Regions from separate parts of the Homo sapiens genome. Here region 2 is linked to region 1. Evidence: read pairs that join two places in POLR2A ChIA-PET (ENCODE). Cell type or tissue: MCF 10A. All regions are shown on one strand. Links, peaks and the distances in the headings refer to the core of each region. The heading gives the core; the rest is flanking DNA.

What was found. ChIA-PET counts read pairs that join two places held together with the same protein. Peaks named below come from ENCODE experiments on the same cell type or tissue, not always from the same donor. Only the 100,000 strongest peaks of a DNase experiment are listed, where the experiment ranks them.
Region 2: POLR2A ChIA-PET joins it to region 1 with 5 read pairs; 5 of 35 experiments call an interaction of 5 or more read pairs at or near these places.

What each region holds. Positions count from the first base shown.
Region 1 is chr1:225,644,469-225,653,444 of GRCh38, reverse strand. It overlaps ENAH (ENAH actin regulator), which reads left to right and starts at 322. Exons shown (of 14, transcript NM_018212.6): 1 at 322-759. The coding sequence starts at 755. RefSeq lists a silencer at 343-472. In MCF 10A, for the core only: no CTCF peak of the experiment used is centred there; a DNase peak (open chromatin) is centred at 1,714.
Region 2 is chr1:225,449,815-225,458,790 of GRCh38, reverse strand. All of the region lies in intron 2 of LINC02765 (long intergenic non-protein coding RNA 2765), which reads left to right. Among named protein-coding and RNA genes, the nearest start is that of LINC02765, 13 kb to the left of the region's middle. RefSeq lists an enhancer at 2,418-2,918. In MCF 10A, for the core only: no CTCF peak of the experiment used is centred there; DNase peaks (open chromatin) are centred at 3,840 and 4,530.

The DNA.
Region 1 (8,976 bases), core at 1,541-6,540:
TGGCCGGAGGTGTTGGGCGGGAGGGGGGGGTGGTGGCCCGCCCGAATCCCAGAGGGGTGCAGGGGGCGGGGTAGGGAGGCAACAAAGAGCCTCTCTCCGCCGCCGCCGCCGTCGCGCTCGCTCTCTCCCAGCCTCGCTCTCCGCAGTCCGGCGGGGGCCCGGCCGCCGGCGCGGGGGAGTGCGCCCGGCCCCCCGCCTCCCCTTTCCTCCCCTCCCCCCGCACCGCCCCCTCGCCCCCGGGGGAAGGAGGGGAGGAGGGCGGCGCCTGCGTGTTCCTCCGCCGCGCGCCCCGCCTCCTCCCGGGTTCCTCGCGGCGATCCCGACTCTCCTCCCGCGGCTGCAGCAGCTGCCGGTTGCACACGGCCTCGGCGGCGGCGCGGCGAGCGCGGGCCTGTGGAGCGGCGGCCGGGCGCGCGGCCCCGGCGGGCACCCCTCAGAGGGCGGCCGAGGAAGCTCCGGGAGGAGGAGCAGGACCACGAGGAGGTGGGAGGCGGCGGCCGCCTGGGGACCAGCTCCGCGCCTCGGCCTCTCCGCCCCCTCCCCAGCCTTTCTCTCGCCCTCTTCTCCCACACTCCCGGCCGGCGCCTCGGCTTTGTGCGAGGAGATGGTGTAGCCCCCTGGCCGCCGAAGGAGGAGCCGGACACTTGTCTCCCGTCTCCGAGCTGCTCCCCACCCCTGGAGGAGAGACCCCCCCCTCGGCTCGGCGCCTTCTGCGTCTCCCGGCTGGTGGGGAAGCCTCTGCGCCGCCGGCACCATGAGGTGAGGGGCGCGCGGGGCGGGGGCCGGGCGGGCCATTGTGCCGCGGGAGCCGCGACCCCCGTTCTCCTCGGACCCCGCCTTCCCTCTCCCGGCCCGGCGCGTCTCCCCTGGTCTCCGGTCTGTTCCTCCCCCCTCCGCCTTTTGTCCCTTCCAATTTCTCTTTCTTTCTTGGAAACCTCCCCAACCCGTGTGGTTTGGGGGTCTCGCTTCATCGTTCTCTCATTTTTCCTCAAATGCTCTTCTTTCACCCAGGATTTCCCTTCCTAAATTTAATTTGCGCCTGGCTCCCTCCCCCAAGCCTTTGCAAGCGAAACCCGGGAGATGGGGAGGGGTTCGAGAATCGAAGCGTGCGTGTTGCTGGGAAACAGGTATTTTTTCGTATATATGTAAAAATTTCATGCACTTTTGCCTCCGAACTCTCGTGTTTAATTAAAAAAGGAAGAAAAGTTTGAAAGGTCTGAAATCTCTGCGGGTAATAAAGTGCCTCTGGTAGGGGTAGGTGAAGGAGCTGTGAAAGGTGAAATTTCACGATGGTGGGGGAAGGGAAAGAATTGATTAGGTTCACGTGGTGGGGGCAGTAAAAGACTGGGATAAGTAAGTTGGTAGGGGTGTGTAAGCGGGGGCGGGGAAGGGATCTGTTTGGAAAAGCCTTTTCTCCCCTTTCTCTGTAGCAGCCTGTGTTGCATTGCAGCAGCTGCTTTTTCCCTTTGCTCTGTACTCAATAAAACAGGAGCTAAATTATTTTTGCGGCCCCGAAGAATTGAATGTACTGTCGTAAAATATTTTTTTAATTGATACGATGAAACATATGGTATGATATTTTTCTTTATTGTTTCTCAAATTGTGTAGGAGAATAAACCGTGATGTGGTGTGTCATTCATTGGAGATTTTTTTTCCAGCCTTTCCTAAACCTGTTCTGTGTCCATAACCTTCTCTTTTCGGATTGGTGCAAGACTTCGTGTGAAATGGGACTTGGTAGACTGAAGGCTGATCCATTCTGCGTTATCATCCTTAAAGGCCTTCCTTTTGGGTTAAACAATTGTGGATAAAGTAAATTACTCCATTTCTCTCTCCTGGAAGAGATAGTCTTACAGTTCATTTGGATTTGAATCTCCTTTGTGTTAAAGATTAATGGCCAACCGTTGCTAAGACCTTTATAATGTAATACAATGAGATTTGAATGATATAATCTACAAATTCCTTCGCTTTGGCAAGAAAATGTCATGTCATTGGAATTCTTTCTCAATTTCGGTAGTTTCCATTTTAAACTTTGCTTTTCATTTTTTTTTTCTATCAAGGTTAAACGTGTTTCCATTTTGCTTTTATATATATATTGTGATATATCTTTGTTGAATTTTTACTTAGGCTTACTGTGAATTTGAATTTTTTTTTCTGATTCCAAGTTACCTGTATTTATGATGGCCTTAAAGAGTGAGTTTAATGTGGTGTCTCTAGGCGACTGACCCCTTTTCCCTTGATGATTTCACACAAGTTATTTTCAAATATAAGCGATGAGTTTAAATAGTAATTATAGCATACGAACCAAAAAACACAATCTTTGTAAAATATGGCTTGAAAACTTTGAGTCGTATGTTTGAGCATGACTTCTTTTTTTTTAAATCAAGTTACTGATGTCCTTAAACTCAGGAACTATAATATACATACTGTTATATCTTGTAATATTATATGTTGTTGGTTTCTGTTTTAGAGATCTAATGCCGTAGGGATCTTGCAGACCAGAAGTTATCAGTTGTTTCAAACTTTGGGTAAACTTATCTTAACATTGAGAAATATAAAACAGGGAAAGTTTTTTTTTTTTTTTTTTTTTTTTTTTTTTAAATGCAGTCTTGCTCTCTTGCCCAGGCTGGAGTGCAGTGGCGCGGTCTCGGCTCACTGCAACCTCCGCCTCCTGGGTTCAAGCGATTCTCCTGCCTCAGCCTCCCAAGTAGCTGGGATTACAGGCGGGTATCACCACGCCCGGCTAATTTTTTGTATTTTTAGTAGAGACGGGGTTTCACCATGTTAGCCAGGATGGTCTCCAACTCCGGACCTCGTGATCCACCAGCTTCGGCCTCCCAAAGTGCTGGGATTACAGGCGTGAGCCACGGTGCCTGGCCGAAAGTGGGTTATTTTTAAATAAAAACAGGAATAGTTGTCTAATTCAAAGATTGTGAACTAAAAAAAAGTTACCGTTTTGGGTATTCAGTGAAGTTTAATCACTGTCATGTATAGATGTCAGTCTGTCACAGGTAAATTATGTCTTCACTTGAAAATTCCTTTTCTAATAAAAAGTAACTTCTGTTTTTCAAGCTCTTTTCTTGCTCTGTTCCTTATGAAGTGTAGAGAGAGAGGAACCACGCTGATGTTTTCCAGTAACGTAAATATAGAACTTGGTACACAGGTCTGAAAAGTTTATTTAAGCAGTCTACAGTAATTCTTCGTAGGCTAATTTTGAATAAGAGCAGGAAAGAGGGTCAGCTTTTCACTTTGGAAGGTACTGGATTATTTGGCAGGTGGTTAGGTAGTACTTAGATTTGCTTAGATACCTGTAAAAGTGAGATTGGTATGGGATAAAACGTTCTTGTGCTGCTTGCAAAAGTCTTTGGAATATTCTTTGGGATATTTTGGTGCTTAGGAAGTGCTTTTCAGGTTATATTAATATATGCTTAGTCTTCATGCTTTCAAGTCCTGTGGGACGTTAATGTTAGTCTTTTAAGTTGAGTCCTTTTTGGTTATATTAAGAGGTAGTTCTGATGTTTCAAAGGCCATCCAGAAATAGGAATGCCTGAACAGGAATTTCCAATTAAGTCGGTCAGAATCCTGAACAGAGGATATGATGAATATATTACGGTATAACTATTAGTGGTATCTGTCAGATGACTTTAATTTTAGGAATAGCATGATCACTGTGTATAATCTTATACAGAAGAGAACTGAATAATAGTTTATGTTCCTGAAACGGTCATAGGCATTTGAGTAAAATGCAGTATATAGATTTACTTGTTAATATTTTGCTTAAAGATGAATATTTAAAAAATGAAAAAGCATATTACTTATACAGGACAGTGGAAAGGTTGAGACCAAAAAGCTGGTACTTTTAGTGTCCTGTCTGTTTAGTTCTATTCTTATTTTTCATTTATGCAATGTTTCAAAAGTGTAAGATGCTTTGTGATTAAAGTGTGCGTGTATGTATGTGAATGCGTTTGTATGCATGTACATACAGTGTGTGCCTTTTAAGTGCATTTTTAAAATTAGTTGGTTTGTTACTTAAGATTTTTTTTTTTTTTTAACTGAAAGAGGAGCTTGTCTGATCTAAAATAGTTGCATGTAGCCTGGTGGCTAAGGAGAGCTCAGAAGATTTTGTATTTACATTCTTGGATCCGTATTAAAATAGTCCAGGCTTCCACTAGCTACTCTGACTTTCTCATATAAAAAGGTATAGTAGGGTTATGAGGATTTGTCCAAGCCATTTACTAGCTGGGTGACCTTGAAGTAATCACATTATTTCACTGATGCCTTTTTAAAAAATATGTAAAAATAGAGATAATTCTTAACTGAGTAGTGAGGATCAAATGATAATAGAAGGTACTTTATACACTGGTAAGCCTTAAATTTATGTTACTCCTCCTGTTTCCAGGCCTATTTCTATGTTAGACTATTTGGGTAAAACTTCTGGGCAGTGGGCTCCACCTTGCGACCTTATTTAGCTCAAGGATGTCAAAAAGACCACATTTTTATTATTTTATAGGTGAGGAAGCTGTTCCCTTCTTCTGTGTTTCCTTCCTTAGGGTCTTTGAAGTATCTTTATTTGTGGTAATCATAAATTTTATATACATTTCAGAGTGTGGTACAATCAAGGGTCAGAAGATCCAGGTTTTATATGCTGACCTGTTAATTGAGTAAACTGGTAAAAAAAAAAAAAAAAAAGGAGATAATCTTATATTTCACAGGATTGTTTTGTGAAGTGTCAAGTGAGATATCCATGAAAGGATACAAATAGTAGTCTCTTTGTTCCCATGGGTCTTCATTTATACTCGTAGCTGTTGGATGTGTGACTTTCCCACAGAGGTTTATTTTAGGAGCAAGAGCCAAATCTTCATTTTTTGAATGTCAGTATTGTAGGAATTTACTAAGTGAATAAATCTTGAAGAAGAGTGTGGATTAATAGAGAAAATTCACTAAAGTTTATTCAGTATTCAAGGTGTTGGATACCTTGTTGGCCCAGTTGGATTAAGCAAAATAACTATGGAGGCACCATTTGGCTGGTATAGAAGAAATTACATACTGAATAGGTTTTGGTGATTTATCTTACAGAAGGCTTAAAACAGGTGATTGTATAACTTGTAAAATATCTAGTCTGTATCATGAGTGTAAGAAAGATTTGAAAAAATGTGATTTCAATTTTTATATGGTTGTAGGGGAGTAAAAGGGTATTTAAACCCTACTTGTGCCAACTTAAAGTTGTCTTTTCCTCTTTTTTCTCCTCCTTGTTTGAAATTGATGAATGGAATTAAGTGGAAGTAAAAGTTAGAGAATATGAGCTGAGGCTGTACTTCAGTGGATGCTTCTTCAGATAAGGGTTTACGAAATTTTCCTGACTAGAAACAAGAAGGGGACTCCTTGTCAGACCTGGGATATAGTCCTTGACTTGCCCCTAACATGCTCCCCCAACCCCCTTGTCCCCCACTATTCCTGTGTGTTCCAGTGCACTTTACATGTTTTTTTGCTATTGAATTTATTCTGTCTTATAATTATGTGGTTCTTTTTGTCCCTCTTCATTGTAAGTTCCTTGAAGAGGATTTTTATATTCATGGTACTAGCAAAATACTAGCATTTTTATATTCATGGTACTAGCAAAATACTTGGCAAATAGTGGGTGGCCTGTGTAAGTGTTTGACTTTGACTGCGTTGCTCTTTTATAGAATCTGTTCACTAGCAACCCCATTTTTGGAATACCTGTAGTGTTCTAGAAGCTCTACTGGATATTGTAGGGTGTAGTGTAGTATTTGGTGGATACTAAATGTTAATAACATAATTTAATTAAGCAAGCAAAAACTCACATCCTGACTCCAGGAATAGGTGTAGAATTTGGTTTTCTTTTGTTCTTTTTTAAATTTTAATTTAATTTTTATTTTGTAGAGATGTGGTCTTGCTATGTGGACCAGGCAGGTTTTGAACTCACCTGGCCAGAATTTATTTCTTATTCTAACACAGAGCTTGGAAGTGGCTACAAGTGTCAGGATTGTCTAAATTCTAAGCCCTTTGGAGGATACCATGTTTACTTGACTTTATGATTAAATTCTGAATTACTGAAAGGGCCATCAATCTGTTTTTAAGTCTCTTTGACCAAAGAACTTGTAAATATTTTCAAGTAACAAGCATATGCATCTCTATTGGTTTAATTTATTTTTACCCCATTTAGTGCTTGCTTTGTTTTGATTCTTTTTTTGTTTTTGTTTTTTGAGATGGAGTCTCACTCTTGCCCAGGCTGGAGTGCAGTGGCATGATCTCCACTCACTGCAGCTTCCGCCTCCTGGGTTCAAGCAATTCTCTAGCCTCAGCCTCCCGAGTAGCTGAGACTACAGGCGCGTGCCACCACGCCCAGCTAATTTTTTGTATTTTTAGTAGAGATGGGGTTTCAACATGTTAGCCAGGATGGTCTTGATCTCCTGACCTCGTGATGCGCCCACCTCAGCCTCCCAAAGTGCTGGGATTATAGGCGTGAGTCACCGCCCCCAGCCCTGCTTTGTTTTGATTCTTATCAGTGCTTCAAATACCAATCACTGGGTAGTGTATGATACTCTTGAAGTATTAGTGTGGGCTGCCATAACAAAATACCATAGACTGGGTGGCTTAAACAACAGAAAATTATTTTTTATTTTTATTTATTAATTTTTTTGAGACAGTCTCACTGTGTCGCCCAGGCTGGATTGCAGCGGCTCGATCTCAGGTTACTGCAAGCTCTGCCTCCCGGGTTCACACCATTCTCCTGCCTCAGCCTCCTGAGCAGGTGGGACCACAGGCGCCTGCCACCACGCCTGGCTAATTTTTTTGTATTTTTTAGTTGAGATGGGGTTTCACTGTGTTAGCCAGGATGGTCTTGATCTCCTGACCTCGTGGGATTACAGGTGGGAGCCACAGCGCCCGGCCTAGACATTTATTTTAAGGTTCTGGAGGCTGGAAGTCAGAGATCAGGTTGCCAGTATGGATGGGTTTTGGTGAGGGTTCTCTTCCTGGCTTGCAGAAGATATCCTTCTCTCTGTGTCCTCACATGGTAGGGTGGGTATGGGAATCCTGGGGTCGGGGAGATGAGGGGGGATTTCTCTCTCCTCCTCATTTCATAAGGCCATTAATCCTATTGAATTAGGGCCCTGTGCTTATAACTTAATTTAACATTAGTTACCTCCTAAAAGCCCTTTTTCCAAATAGAGTCACATTGAGGGTTAGGGTATTAACATATAAATTTTAGGGGAACACAGTTCAGTCTATAGCAGAAGATAACTACATTTTTTTTTTTTGTCAGTGCATACAACTTTGGAAGAAAATAATTTGTTTAATATTTAGGTGAACTTTAGATAAGTTTTGTTTTAAGTAACCAGAAGTTGTTTACTAAAGAAGATAAATTAGGGGGGTTGATTGATTTATACAAGATATCCGTTAAATTTTCTAGAAATCTCTTTACACTGGGAACCTTCTATTTTACAATGATTAAAGTAAGTTTTATTAACAGGCAACTTTTCCAAAGACTACTTTGGGTATGAGGCAATGTATGTATATCTAAGTGTAGAGATTGAATGGTGTAGGGTAAAGAGGACAGGCTTTGAAGTTAACTCTGGGTTTGACTCTAGTTTGACATTTACTAAATAATTTATTTTTGAGTGGGTTATAAACATTTTTTGGGATCGAATATACTTTGTGAATTATAGAGCTGTTGAGAAAATTAAATAAAATTCTGGCATAACACTTGGCACACAAAATGAGCTTGATAAGAGTAAATCCCCCACTTTTATGAAAGTCTGACATCTCTTAAGTTTATGTTAAGAATGTGAAAAACCATGTAAGATGGTGCAGCTGCTTTAGAAAACAGTTTGGCAGTTCCTCAAAAGTTAAACATAGAGTTATCGTATGACCCAGCAATTCCTTTCCTAGAAATGAAAACATTTGTCCACAGAAAAACTTGTACACAAATGTCTATAGTATCGTTATTCATAACAGCCAAAAAGCAGAAATAACCCAGGTGTGTCTGATTTCATGAATAGATCATCAAAATGTGGTATGTCCATACAACAGAATAATATTTGGCCATCAAAAGGAATGGAATTCTGATACATGCCACAGCGTAGATGGAAGCATTATGCTAAGTGAAATAAGCCAGACACAAAAGGCGATATATGCCATGATTCCATTTATATGAAATGCCCAGAATAGACAGATCTATATAATAACACCAGAAGATCTCATTTGCTTTTTACGTGAGTTGTTTCTGACATTTTTATTACTTTGGATTAATATTTTGAATTGACATCTTCGTGCTATTTAAAGAAGAGAGATTGAAGATAGAACCACTGGACATTTCTCTGTAGGGAAACAAGCACGTGGGAATGCTGAGGTGGAAACCTTGGTAGTGGTGGCTTTGAAAGGCCTGAACAAATTTTGGAGCTGTATCTTCGTGCTAAGGAGACAGCCAGCCATCTCTTTGGTAGGCCTGTTGTAAGTAAGGATGACTAAAGTCACCAGTAAAATGTGATGAAGCAAATCCATCAGAATCTTCAGAAAACTTAAATCTGGGTGGTGATTTTCTGGGGTTTGTTTACAGTAGTCTCAAATACCAAAAGTTTTGTCTTTGGGGAATGAGGTAATCATGATATTTTTAAATAAACTGAGCCCTTTTCCAGTGGTAAAGGCCTTATAGAACATCTGGTCTTGGTAAGAATACATCTGATGATGTGAAATCAAAATGACTACCTTTAACTGTGCCTTAGAGGTCCTCAGTCTTCTGTCCTTTTTGGTATCTGTTACATTTGCAACTTGGCAGCGGGGGAGCTTTATGAAGAACCAAGAACTTAAGTAAAATAAAATGAATAGCTCTTGAGGTCAAATCTCAAGGGAGTCCAAATTGCTCCTTTTACAGTTCAGTGAAGGGATCTTTTTATGCAGTCTTAATAATTATTATATACTGGTTATTTGAATATCTGCTTTGTTCTGCAGTCTTTCTCC
Region 2 (8,976 bases), core at 1,843-6,842, 190 kb after region 1:
TCCTCATTCCTGCCTCCTGACCCTCTCCCACCCCTAGGCAGCCACTAATCTACTGTCTGCCTCTATAGATTTGCCTATTCTGGACGTTTCATATTAAGGGAACCCTATACTATGCGGTCTTTTGTGGCTAGCTTCTTTTACTTAGCATATTTCAAGGCTCATCCTTGTAACAAGTAGCATTCCTTCTTACGGTCAGATAACATTCCATTGTGTGGATATACTAGGCCACATTTTGTGTATCCATTCACCAGCTGCTCAACTGAATAATACATGGGTTGTTTTCATTTCTTGACTATTACACAGTCCATACAAAATGCTGCTATGAAATTCCTATACAGGTTTCTGTGTGGACATATGTTTTTGTTGCTCTATATACCTAGCAGTCATATTAGTCATATGGTAACTCTATGTCACTTTTGGAGGAACTGGCAAGCTGTTTTCCAAAGTGGCTGTGCTATTTCACAATCTTCCCTGTAAAGTGTGAGGGTTGCACTTTCTCCACGTCCTCACCCACACTCATTACTATCTGTCTTTTTTACTGTGGCCATCCTAATGCCTGTGAAGTGGTATCTCATGGTTTTGATTTGCATTTGCCTGATGGCTAACGGTGTTCAGCAGCTTTTCATGTACTCATTGACCATTTGTGTATCTTCCTTAAGAAACGTCTATTCAGATCCCTTGCCCGTTTTAAATTAGAATATTTATTTATTTTTATTATTATTATTTTTGAGACGGAGTCTCGCTTTGTTGCCCAGGCTGGAGTACAGTGGCGCAACCTAGGCTCACTGCAAGCTCCGCCTCCTGGGTTCACGCCGTTCTCCTGCCTCAGCCTCCCGAATAGCTGGGACTACAGGCGCCCGCCACCACGCCTGGCTAATTTTTTGTATTTTTAGTAGAGACGGGGTTTCACTGTGTTAGCCAGGATGGTCTCGATCTCCTGACCTCGTGATCCGCCCGCCTCTGCCTCCCAAAGTGCTGGGATTACAGGCGTGAGCCACCACGCCCAGCCAGAATATTTATATTTTTATTATTGGTTTGTGAGAGTTCTTCATATATGCTAGAGACAAGTCTCTTAGGCGTATGATTTACAAAACTTTTCTCCATTCTGTGGGTTGTTTTTTCACTGGCTTAATAGTGTCTTTTAAAACACCAAAGTTTTTAATTTGAACGAAGCCCAATTTATCCATGTTTTTCCTTTGGTTGCTTGTACTTTTGGTGTCATGTTTTAAAAACCATTGCCTACCTTGATGTCAAAATTTACGTCTATAATGTTGAGAAAAGAGAACTCTTAGATGCTATTGGTGGGGAAATAAATTAGTTTAGCCATTGTGGAAAACAGTATGGGAGTTTCTTAACAACTAAAAATAGAATTACCGTACAATCCAGCAATCCCACCACTGGGTATTTATTCAAAGAAAAGGAAATCAATATATTAAAGGAATACCTGCACCACCCTTGTCTATTCACAATAGCCAAGATACGGAATCAAGCTGAAAGTCCATCAACAGATGAATGAATTAAAAACTGTGGTATATATATACACAATGGAGTATTAGCCATAAAAAGAATAAAATTCTGTTATTTGCAGCAACATGGAGGGACCTAGAGATCATTGTGTTAGTGAAATAAACCAGACACAGAACTACAAATGTCCTCTCAGTCATATGTGGGAGCTAAAGAAGTTGATCTCATGTCTCGTGCAGGTAGAGAGTAGAATGATAGTTACCAGAGGCTGAGAAACGGGTGGGATGAAGAGAGGTTGAGCTGCTGGGTACAAACATACAGTTAGACAGAAGGAATACGTTCTAGTGTTCGATAGCACAGCAGGGTGACTATAGTTAATAATTTATTATACATTTCAAAATAGACAGGGATATGTGAAAAGTTCCCAACACAAAGAATCGATGAACCTTTGAGGTGATGGATATTCCAGTTACTCTGATTTGATCATTACACATTGTAGGCATGTGTCAAAATATCACATGTACCCCATAAATATGTACAATTATTATGTATCAGTAAAAAAAGCATGACTATATTTTCTGCAAAGAAGTTGTATTAGTCGGAGTTCTCTACAGGGACAGAACTAATAGGAGATATATATATATATATCTATATCTATAGGAGCTTATTAAGCATTAACTCACATGATCATAAGGTCCCACAATAGGCCATCTGCAAGCTGAGGAGCAAGGAGAGCTGGTCCAAGTCCCAAAACTGAAGAACTTGGAGTCCAATGTTCGAGGGCAGGAAGCATCCAGCATGGGAGAAAGATGTAGGCTGGGAGGCTAGGCCTGTCTAGTCTTTTCACGTTTTTCTGCCCGCTTTGTATCCTAGCCACACTGGCAGCTGACTAGATGGTGCGCACTCAGATTGAGGGTGGGTCTGCCTTTCCCAGCCCACTGACTCAAATGTTAATCTCCTTTGGCAGCACCCTCACAGACACACCCAGGATCAATACTTTGCATCCTTTAATCCAATCAAGTTGACACTCAATATTAACCATCACAGAAGTGTATAATTTTACTTCTTATATTTAAGTCTTTGATCCATTTTAAGTTAATTTTTGTGTATGAGGTGAGGCAGTGTTCTAACTTCATTCTTTTATGCGTGGATGTCTAAGTTGTCCCAGCCCCATTTATTGAAAATTGTCTTGGCATCCTTGTCAAGAATTAATTGGCTGTAAATGTGAGAATGTGCTTCTGAACTCTCAATTCCATTCCATTTATCTATATATCTCTATTCTTTTTTTTTTTTTTTTGAGACGGAGTCTTGCTGTTGCCCAGGTTGGAGTGCAGTGGCGCGATCTCGGCTCACTGCAGGCTCCGCCCCCCGGGGTTCACGCCATTCTCCTGCCTCAGCCTCCGGAGTAGCTGGGACTACAGGCACCCGCTACTTCGCCTGGCTAATTTTTTGTATTTTTAGTAGAGACCGGGTTTCATCGTGTTAGCCACGATGGTCGCGATCTGCTGACCTCGTGATCCACCCGCCTCGGCCTCCCAAAGTGCTGGGATTACAGGCGTGAGCCACCACGCCCGGCCTATATCTCTATTCTAATGCTAGGATCACACAGTCTTGATTACTGCAGCTTTGCAGTAAGGTTTGAAATCAGAAAGTGTGAGTCCTCCAACTTCGTTCTTTTTCAGGATTGTTCTGGCTATCCTGCGTCCCTTGAACATCTACATGAATGGGCAATTCCTTTTAAGATGCTTTATTTATTTTTTTTTTTTTTGGATAGAGTCTTGCTCTGTCACCTAGGCTGGAGTGCACTGGTGTGACCATGGCTCACTGCAGCCTCAACCTTCCAGGCTCAAGTGATCCTCCCACCTCAGCCTTCTGAGTAGCTAGGACTATAGATGTACTAATTTTTATTTTTCTATTTTTTCGTACATATGAGGTCTCACTATGTTACCTAGGCTGGTCTTGAACTCCTGGGCTTAAGCCATTCTCCCATCTCAGCCTCCCAAATTGCTGGGATTACAGGTGTGAGCCACTGCTCCTGACCCTTTTAACATACTTTAACTCCTCCTCCCTTTCCCTGTCATCATCCATCTACAAATGGATTGATTAGCTTTAATGGGGAAACACACGTCTCCCCTTTCTTGTGTTTTAGAACAACACTCAAAATTAACAATCGTTCTGAGTGATTCTTTTGTTTAAAGAGCTCTTCTGATTCACTGTGGACTCTGGGGGCAATTGTCACCCTGGTTCTGGTTTTCTGAGACTAGACATAAGGGGTGGGTGGCGTGGGAGAGGTGACAGGAGCAGCCAGCCTGTGTTGAACAACAGTTCTGGCGTTTCTCTGACTTCTCTATCACCCTGGTCGAATGGGTGGCTGAGTCACCAGTGTGTGAATCACAAGTGGAGAAATGTCAGGCAGTTGACAGACTGGTCTTTGAAGGCAGTGGAGCCTGAACGCAAGTGCCTTTCTGAATCTCTGCGGGCATTTATTAAATGCAGATTCCTGGAGCTCATGATTCAGGCATCCTGAGCTCCTAAGAGATGCTAAGTCCTCTCTCTGTAGAGTTTTCACTCTAGTGGAGAAAAGGCCAGTAATAAACAAGCAAACATCAGATACCAATGTTAATTGCAGAAAACAACGATAATGTCCAGAGAGTACCAGGAGGTCTACTTCAGATCAGGTGCCGAGGGAAGATCTCTTAGGAGATGACATTTCAGCTCAGATCTGAATGACCAGAGTGAGCCTCCACTGAGAAGGCTTTTGTGGCTATGAGAGTGCCCTGCCCAGCCAACCTCAGGATGGCTGCTAAGGGTATCTGTGCTAAGCTGACTTGAGCCACATTCTCTTCCAGGAATGACCATCTTTATGTTTTAGCTGTGTTCTTGTCACATTCTCTCCCGTTTGTGGATATTTTTGTGATGCAACCTTGTTTGCTTATTACTCACTAGTGGAGAGAGGTGAGGAGTTGTTCACTTTTTGTTTGATCTCTGTTTTCTCCCACGAGGACACACATTCCCGGAGGGCAGGGGTGCTCTGTCTTGTTGCATCTGTGTTCTCATACCCAGCACAGGTTCTCAGTAAATATATGTTGAATCAACTAATGATGCAGCATCAACTGCTACCAAATTTAGCTACTGATCCTGGCACCTGTTATAACAAATAAACACGACTGTGTGTGATGGAGCATTGCCAACTTCTGATGGGTGTTCTGTTTAATCCAAATGTTAGACTGTGAGGCACATTTTCAAGAGTGCAGGTTTTAGTAACTGCTCTTCCTGTAGAGTGCTGTGTTCTTTTGTGCATAATATGTAATAGTTAGTGAGCATTAACATTTGTTGTGAGATTTGCTACATGTCAGAAGCCATGCCCAGTGCTTAATGCATTATTCCTATTTACCTCTAACAAGTCATATTCATGAAGGTGCTATCATTATTCTCATTTTATGGATGAAGACACTGTGGCAGCTAGAAGCACTCACTTGCCCAAAGTTGCACTGCTGCCAGATGAGAATCTGGGATTCTCAATCCAGGAAATATGTCTCTGATATGGTTTGGCTGTGTCCCCACCCAAATCTCACCTTGAATTGTAATAATCCCCTCCTGTCAAGGGCAGGGCCAGGTGGAGATAATTGAATCATAGGGGCAATTTCCCCCATACTGTTCTCATGGTAGTGAACAAGGCTCATGAGATCTGATGGTTTTATAAATGGGAGTTCCCCTACACAAGATCTCTCTTGCCTGCCACCATGTAAGACGTGACTTTGCTCCTCATTCACCTTCCGCCATGATTGTGAGGCCTCCCCAGCCATGTGGAACTGTGAGTCAATTAAACCTCTTTCCTTTATAAATTATCCAGTCTCAGGTATGTCTTTGTTAGCAGCATGAGAACAGATTAATACAGTCTCCAAAACTGATGCTCTTGATCATGATGCTATGCCCCTTCCTCCAAATGAATATCTAGAAGTGTCCAGCCCAGTGGATTATTCTGCAGATAAGATGCACCCAAACACATATTTTCCTAAGCACCTGAAATGAGTTTTTTTCATTTTTATTGTGGTAAATATACACAAAATTTATTACTTTAACAATTTTTAAGTGTACAGTTCAGCGGCATTAAGTACATTCACACTGTTGTGTAACCATCACCACCATCCCTCTCCAGAATGTTTTCTTTTTCTCTTTCTTTTTTTTTTTTTTGAGATGGAGTCTTATTCTGTCACCCAGGCTGGAGTGAGTGGCGTGATCTCCACTCACTACAAGCTCCACCTCCTGGGTTCAAGCGATTCTCCTGCCTCAGCCTCCCGAGTAGCTGGGACTACAGGCGCCCGCCGCCATGCCCGGCTATTTTTTTGTATTTTTAGTAGAGATGGGGTTTCACTGTGTTAGCCAGGATGGTCTCCATCTTCTGACCTCATGATCTGCCCGCCTCGGCCTCCCAAAGTGCTGGGATTACAGGCGTGAGCCACCGCGTCCAGCTCCAGAACGTTTTCATCTTCACAAACAGAAACTCTGTATCTGTTAAATAGTAACGCCCCATTCCCTTCCCCCAAGCCCTGGTAACTCCCATTTTACTTTCTGTCTTGATGATTTTGACCAGTCTAGGAACCTCGTTTAAGTGGAATTCTACAGTATTTGTCTTTTGTGTCTGGTTTCTTTTACTTAATTATGCTCTCAAAGTTTGTGCATGTTGTGGCAGGTGGGGGCATGGTCTTCCTTTAATGGCTGAGTGATATTCCATTGTATGTAAATACAACGTTTTGTTCATCCATTCACCCACTGAGGGACACATGGGTGGCTTCCCCCTTTTGGCTATTGTGAATAATTCTGCTATGAACATGGGTGTAAGAAGCATGTTCTATGTATTAATTAAGGAAATCAAGGCCTCACCCAGAATGTGTCCTGGGGCTGGAAGGGCAGTTGGGGTCCTGAGGGTGACCTGTCTGCCCGTGGCCCCCGAGCTGGTCGGGAGAAGGCGCCATAATTTTCATGTCCTGTGCCCTCCTCACCCACCACAGCCCTTAGCCATATCTACACCACTGCCTTTCCCACCAGACGGTGAGGCCCCAGGACAGAGACTGGGGTTTTTTGTTGCTGCTTCACCGCCCCCGCTGCTGGCCCCTGCAAGCGCCAATTCTTGTGGTGCACGAGTTCCCCAGGAGAGGGGCCTCTGCACTACTGCCGAACGGAGCCCAGCACAGGTAAATAGTGCCAAGATTTGGGGAGAGCACCCTGAAGCGGGGTGGGCGCGGGCGTGGGCAGCGGGCAGATACTTGCAGCCCGCTTGGCACTGGGAAGCACCCACTCCCAGGCTGCTTTAGGGGGCGCTGCTGCTCTTGGACCCCAGAATGGCTGGACCGAGTGTCCCTAACCCAGCTGGGTGCCACTCTCAGAAGGCGCTATGGCGCTGACACGCAGGAATCCAGGCAGGCTCCCGCGCTGCCCCCGTAGCCTGACCCTGTTTCCTTTCCCAGTGTCTTTTTTTGTCTTCTTTCCAAACCATCTCTGACAAGTGGGGACAAAGTGAAGGGCAGTCTGAAGTTTTCTGAAGGCCTGGTTCTTAGAAACTTTTATTTTTTTAATTTAAATAAAGATTCCAGGAGATACTGTTCTGTCCTAACAAAGGAGTCTCGCAAGGTGTGTCTCTAAAAGGCCACCACGTCAATGACTCAGCCCTCCATAGCAGGGAGCTGAACCACAGGGGCCTGCAGATGGCTACCATTGCCCACAGGGAGATGCTTCTTTACCCACATTAGCTGTTCAGAGGGTATCTTACCAAACCACAACTGCCTCTGTCCGTGTGAAGGAAGGACAGCAAGCTGCCCAGGGCCACTCTGTGGCATAGCCTATGGAGTCAACTCAGCTCTCAGCCAATCCATGAGCACTTAGCGAGCACCTGCTAGGCCCCACAAGCATTGCTCTAGGACTGGGAATGCAGCTGCGAACAAAACAGACACAAACCCCTGTCCCGCAGGAGCTATTCTTCTAGCCCAGACAGACTGATGGGTGTACAAGGAGTGACATATGTGTGTGGTGGAAAGTGCTCTGCAGGGAAGGAAAGGGACTGGGTCAGGTAATGGGTTGCAGTTTTCAGCAGAGTGGTGAGGAAAGGCCTCACTGCAAAGGCAAGACCTGAAGAAGAGAGGGAGAGAGCCTCAGGAGTGTTGGGGAAGTGTTCCAGTCATGAGGGCAGCATGTGCAAAGGCCCTGAGGTGGAATCCAACAGCACGGAGGCCACTGTGGCTAGAGCTGAGTGAGCAGAAGGAAGAGGGTCAGAGGAGGAGGCCAGTGAAGGGGAGGAGGATTCTGAAGGGCTGTGTGCACCTTGGTAAAAGATGGTGATATGGTTTGGCTGTGTCCTCGAGCTGCTGCGGCCTGACAATGAAACCAAGCTTCCAGCAGAAGTGGAGGCAAGGGCTAGGAGACTGTGGCTCCAGTGATATCATATGAGTCCCTTGGTCAAGTTGAGCCGGAAGCACCAGATCTGTCCCTAGACTTTTTGGTTATGTGCCAGGAAAACAATTTCCTTTTTTCCCTTTTCTCTTTGCAGTTTACTTATTGTTATATACATTGCAGTTCAGAGAGTGCCCCTGCTCACAACTGTGTAAGCAGAGTGAGGGTTTACACGGGCCACTGTGACCTTCCCCTTGACAGGAAGCCCCAGGGCTGCGACAGCAGGACGATGAGCTGGCAGAGCTTCGCACAGGCTGCCTGGAAACTGGCACAGCTGCATTCATCAGAAGAAACAGTTGCAGCCGGGTGTGGTGGCTCACGCCTGTAATCCCAACCCTTTGGGAGGCCGAGGCCGGCAGATCACTTGAAGTCAGGAGTTCAAGACCAGCCTGGCCAACATGGTGAAACCCCATCTTTACTAAAAATACAAAAAAATTAGCCGGGTGTGGTGGTGCTCGCCTGTAGTCCCAGCTACTCGGGAGGCTGAGGCAGGAGGACTGCTTGAACCTGGGAGGTGGAGGTTGCAATGAGCTGTGATCGCGCAATTGCACTCCAGCCTGGGCAACAGAGCGAGACTCTGTCTCAAAAAAAAAAAAAAAAAAAAAAAGAAGAAGAAACAGTGGCTGATGCTTATACATATTTTATTTATCTCACAGTGTGGTACAATGTCATAGCCCTAGATAACTGGAAAAGACGCCCCCTGGAATTCTGGAGAATCATGAGAAATGTGTCAGGAGCTTGTTCTGCCTTGGAGGGGGTCTGGAGGTGTGAGGCATAGGGGCTGCCCCTGGGTAACCTGGATCATCAGCTGCTGCGGGGCATGGCCTGCACCATCCTGCCTCCCCAACTTGGCTCTCTCTGTGTCCCCTGCCACGTCAACCTTCCCATCTTTTCTACTGTCTTCTAAAATCCTGCCCATACTCCAAGGCCCTTCTGGAATGCCACCTCCTCCTGTCACCCTTGCTTGCTAATCCCTGACACGTGACCTCTGTTGCTCCTTTGCCATCAAAGCTTGGCAGTGGTCGAGGGAGGCAGTGCTCTCCAATGAGCAGAGCACAGGCTTCC